Linked DNA regions of Homo sapiens: region 1 is linked to region 2. Evidence: chromatin contacts called from ENCODE Hi-C or POLR2A ChIA-PET data. All regions are on one chromosome and are shown on one strand. Each heading gives the region's core, a stretch centred on a gene start or an enhancer-like site at or near the end of the contact. The rest is flanking DNA. Distances are from core to core; before and after follow the strand shown.

Evidence for each region. A loop is a pair of places that touch in the nucleus more often than their neighbours do. ChIA-PET counts read pairs that join two places held with the same protein, here RNA polymerase II (POLR2A). Pooled maps may share reads with other maps.
Region 1: a loop to region 2 is called in a map of HepG2, with 2.8 times the contacts of the local background. The contact joins the enhancer-like site here to the promoter of CPB2 in region 2. A Hi-C loop is called at or near these places in 2 of 168 maps with a recorded cell type or tissue (HepG2 and endothelial cell of hepatic sinusoid), 1 of 37 single-sample maps with no recorded cell type and 2 of 50 pooled maps. POLR2A ChIA-PET finds 5 or more read pairs at or near these places in 5 of 52 experiments (HepG2, T-cell, activated CD4-positive, alpha-beta T cell and 2 more).

Annotation. Positions count from the first base shown.
Region 1 is chr13:46,142,065-46,144,764 of GRCh38, reverse strand. It overlaps LCP1 (lymphocyte cytosolic protein 1), which reads left to right. Exons shown (of 16, transcript NM_002298.5): 11 at 245-323; 12 at 1,361-1,475; 13 at 2,340-2,473. Among named protein-coding and RNA genes, the nearest start is that of CPB2, 38 kb to the right of the region's middle. Within about 2 kb of position 1,444, at least 3 of the 41 ENCODE cell types and tissues checked have a DNase peak (open chromatin) inside an H3K27ac peak, as active enhancers do.
Region 2 is chr13:46,103,776-46,106,475 of GRCh38, reverse strand. It overlaps CPB2 (carboxypeptidase B2), which reads left to right and starts at 1,443. Exons shown (of 11, transcript NM_001872.5): 1 at 1,443-1,540. The coding sequence starts at 1,467.

The DNA of each region.
Region 1 (2,700 bases), core at 195-2,694, 38 kb before region 2:
AACAGCTACCCCACACAGGATTCCACACACTATTAATAGATACTATAGAAATACATGCGGAATTGAAATGGAAAAGAAAAATTAACACAGTATAAGAACCCTCGTCCAAATCCAATACAGTTTATTTTATTTCTTTCTTTCATTCTACTTTCAGTTTTTATTGCATCCTCTTTAGTTAAACTTTGGTCATAAAAAAGCTATGTTTTCTTCGGTCCCAAAAGATAACCCATCTTCATTCATCTAGGTGAGACGAGAGAAGAGCGGACATTTAGGAACTGGATGAACTCCCTGGGTGTTAACCCTCGAGTCAATCATTTGTACAGGTAGGAATATTTGGGAACTCATTCTAATGTAAGATAGAGACCTCAAAAGAGCCATAGGATTCCAAATACCACTATGATGTGCATTCTCTTCACAAAATGTGCATACCTTGCTGGAAGGGGAAAAAGTGCCAAGTTGAGCTTCAGATGTTGGATATTCAGTTGAAAAACTCACCTGCATACATCAGTCTCACTGTGTGCTCAATATATAAATCATACCTCAACAAAATGAAACATTTACTATATGTCATAAGTGATCTTACATATAACCCGCTCACAAGCAGGCAAAACAACAGATGTTAAGTTTGTGGTGAAGTGTCTCCTATGCCACTTGTTAAAGCAATTTTCTTCTTTTTTTTTTCAATATTTCTTTTTTTTTGAGATGGAGTCTCGCTCTGTCGCCCAGGCTGGAGTGCGGTGGCGCAATCTCGGCTCACTGCAAGCTCTGCCTCCCGGGTTCACGCCATTCTCCTGCCTCAGCCTCCCAAGTAGTTTGGACTTCAGGCACCTGCCACCATGCCTGGCTAATTTTTTGTATTTTTAGTAGAGACGGGGTTCCACCTTGTTGGCCAGGATGGTCTTGATCTCTTGACCTCATGATCCACCCGCCTTGGTCTCCCAAAGTGCTGGGATTACAGGCGTGAGCCACTGCGCCCGTTCTAAATATTTCTTTTACATTTATTTAGTTTTACAAATTGTAAACCTTTAGGTACAGGGGACATGTGCAGGTTTGTTATATAGGTTAATTGCATGTTGCAGGGGTTTGGTGTACAGATTATTTCGTCACCATAGTGCTCTTTCTTTTCCTGAGGCAGCATATGTTGGATGGAAGGGCATAGCTAGTCACACCTGGGAAGAGTGAGTCCCCCAATCTCTCTGAGTCATGGTTTCTTCACCTCTATAGATGGAGCTACGACTACCAAGTGTGCAGGGTTGTTGTGAATATTCTTTGAACTAATATGTAAGAAAGTGTCTGGCCCATTGTAGGCCCTGAATAAATGTTGGATATCTGAGAATCCTTTTGTGTTTGTTTTGTTCAGTGACTTATCAGATGCCCTGGTCATCTTCCAGCTCTATGAAAAGATCAAAGTTCCTGTTGACTGGAACAGAGTAAACAAACCGCCATACCCCAAACTGGGAGGCAATATGAAGAAGGTAAACAATGATGGTTCTGTTGTTCCAGGAGACAGGCAAAGTCATAGCCTGCAAGAGCACTCTAAATACTTTATAAGGCAGCCAAACGTAGACAAGTAATGTTTTTCCAGAAATTAAATTCTAGTACAGCAATCAGAAACCTGAACAGCTTTATTAAAGTGTGTCCATTATTTCAGTCAATTGCTTATTTATAATTCCATGTTGGATGTCTTCAAACATTATCATGCAAAAATTCTAATTAAGATAATTAGAGCAAGCAGAGAGCCACAGGGATTTTTCCCTCAGCAGGATCTTTATTCTAATTTCTAAAGAATTGGAGCTTGTACTGACAGCTTGACTTGTTCAAACAGTTTGTCGACTGTCAACACAGTGGGAACATTGTTTTGAAACAACAGGGTTGACACAGCCATTTCTCAGCATTTCTTATTGCCGTGACTGTTAATGATCCATGCGTAGCTACAGGAATATCTGTTCACATGTCCATTTGCTATGTGTGCAGAGGATGGAGACTCCAAATTTTCCATGTCAATCTCCATGAATTCACCTTTTTTAGAAATATTACATGTAGGTAATTAAGGATGGCTCTCCATTTCTGCAGTGTGATATAGCTGTGAACATATTCATAGTAATGAATTCATTTCAGTTTTCCACATTATGAATATTTTTTATGAAAGTGAGGGGTTCTAAGGACAGATGGAAAATTCTTTAATTTTGAATCCTAGAATTGCAGAACCAGTTGAGACTTGAGAGGTCATTCGGTCTTACCATATTTATTTCATTTTTTATCTTTATTTTTATTATTTATCTGGTATTTATCATAATCAAGATGATGACGTTAAATCGTTTTCCTTTCTGCTCATTCAGCTTGAGAATTGTAACTACGCGGTAGAATTGGGGAAGAATCAAGCGAAGTTCTCCCTGGTTGGCATCGGTGGACAAGATCTCAATGAAGGAAACCGCACTCTCACACTGGCCTTGATTTGGCAGCTAATGAGAAGGTAGTATAGCTTATGGAAGTGGCTTTTTCTTGAATACATTATTTACTTAGACAAATATTAGCAAATTTTTAGCAGTATGAGTTAATTCAGTAAAAGTATGTTTTAAGCTAAGCTTCATAACCAGAGAAACACTTTTTACCTTTCTGCTTTTTTTTTTTCAGTCCTATCAGTTTTTGTTTCAAGTATCGTGAAACTCTGTTATTAGGTTCATAAACAGTTTAGATTGT
Region 2 (2,700 bases), core at 194-2,693:
TCCCTGTCTCTTCTACCCTGTCTTTTCCAGTGTGTTTCCACTCACCTCCCGTGGATAACCAGTCTCATTGATTTCTAATCTATCCTTCTTATGTTTCTTTCTCCACATATGAGCAGACACACACATATTTTCTTATTTCTTCTTCTTTCTTATACAACAAGTGGTTACAGTGGAGGTCACTTTAATTCATTAAATATCATTCAATAGTTTTAAATCTCAAAAGGAAAAGTTTGAAATCTCAATCATTTTCTTCTGGCCAGGCACGATGGCTCACGCCTGTATTCCCAGCACTTTGGAAGGCAGAGGCAGGTGGATCTCCTGAGCTCAGGAGTTTGAGACCATCCAGTGCAACATGGTGCAACCCTGTCTCTACTAAAAATACAAAAAAAATTAACTGGGTGTGGTGGGGCACACCTCTAGTCCCAGCTACTTGGGAGGCTGAGGCAGGAGAATTGCTTGAGCCCCAGAGGTGAAGGTTGCAGTGAGCCAAGATCACGCCTCTGCACTCCAGCTTGGGCTACAGAGTGAGACTCTGTCTCAAAAAAAAAAAAAAAAAAAGAAAAGAAAAAAGAAAAAAAATCATTTTCTTCTCAGAAGTTAATTGTGGGCAGGCTGATTTATTTTGCAAATTTGCCAATTCTGACTTCAAGAACATTCAAGTGCATTAACCAATGGGAATGTAGGGGAAGAGGGCTCCACTCACTTACAGAGGGTAGGATATGGCCTCATACTAGACAAAATGTTATTTGATGCTACTTTCAAGATGATAGGGGATGGGCCTGGATTTAATTGATGGCTATTATGGTGACCTTTAAATAAATGAGATTCAAAGTAACCTGATGTCTTTACTGCTTGAACCAGCTTCCATGAAATAGTATTCCTATTGGGGGTGGGCCTATCATTCCATATGGTCAAGGAAACATCTTTTTGAACAGAGATCCTGTAATCATCCTTACAAACTGCACTTCAACATTGGATTGGATTAGCCAGATTTGAGGAACTCACTTTTTACATCTTCATAAATTTAAAATGTTGAAAAAGTCAGAGGCAAGGGAAGACATTTATAGTACTTCACGGTAGATCTCCCTCAACATGGGCTATATATCCATTAGTCAATATTCTATAGCTATTGTTCTGCAATAAACCAGACAAGATCCTACTGTATTACTACCCTTTTATTCTTGGCCCTACCTTCCCCAAGGAGTTACACATTTTCTAGATAGTCTAAATTAAGAGCAACTCTCATCATACTCTTTTTGAGTGTTTAATTATCAAGCAACAGCCTAACTAAGCCAATAATATTTCTCTTTTTGGGAGTGGAAATGGAAGCTAAGTTGATTGACCCACAGGAACAAGAGGGAACATGCCGTTATATTTTAACCAGTGTGTAAAGAAGGCTGTTATGCAATCAATGATCTGGGTTTTTCTCTTCAGAGAAATTTGTTGTACAGAAAATTGCTGTTGGGATGAAGCTTTGCAGCCTTGCAGTCCTTGTACCCATTGTTCTCTTCTGTGAGCAGCATGTCTTCGCGTTTCAGAGGTAACCCAATAGAATCTTAGACTGTGGTGGGCCACTCTCCTCACTTGTTTGCCTCATGTCGTGTCAAGTCAGTGCACTGAGCTGGTGGACAAAATGGTAAACTTTGAAGGCCAGGTCTTTCAGAACTTTCCAAGTTGCCCTGACAAATAAGTAGACTTTAGCACAATGGGCTATCACTAAAGACAGGGTCTTTTTTCTTTCCTGGCTCTGGTTTTATTATTGGGAGAACCTTGGATGATACGCATATCCAGTGACTATGGAGATTCAAGAAATTAAATCTTTTATAAACGTAACTATTTATACTCTAACTTGATGTATGATTCATATTCTTCCTGTCTTCACATAAAAAAAGTTAACTATGGATCATTTATTTTCCCCTTGTACATGGAACATAGGAGGAAGAAGAGGGTGAAGTGTTAAATAGGAGGTTTGGATCATGCATGATTATTTAGCATGGAATATGAAAGGAAGAAGAGTTGTGTGATAAAGAACTATTATCTGATTCTTATTTTGCTTAGTAGATTCCCTTAGGATAAACTATCTAGAAGAACACAAATGAATTCATGCTATAGCACATGCAATGCATGGAGAAAATAGTTCCAGGGTATATGTAATGTAATTTATTAAGTAGTCAATTTTTAGGCTTTAAAACATTGATATTGTTTCCTTTGGAATTATCTTATTTTTTCCCCTTTGTTTTGGTTCTATGATCGCTTTCTCCTCCAATTATCTTTGAGACAGATCCCTCTCCTCATGTTAGTAAATGACAAAGAAAGAAGAGACATAGGGCAAAGGAATATACCAGTGACAAGGAACATTCTACCACCAAAAAAATGTTCACGGTCATAAATAACCATAGGACAATGGTTTGGAAAATAGATCTTGACTTGTGAGCCTGAAGCTGTGTTTGTACATGATCACTGAACTGATTATAGTTGATTGATCTTCTTTTGTTCAACATGATTGTCGAATGTCGAGCAACAAATTCTATCATAAAATGATATTATTTTTGTTATTTAATTGACGTGGGGGTCAAGATTGCTGCAATGATCAGTGACTTATGTCTTTCTCTGTATTTTATCGGTGAATCATATGGTCAGGATTTCTAAGGTTCTTGCTAGTTCTAATATTCCATAACTTGATAATTGGCTTCAGTTAAG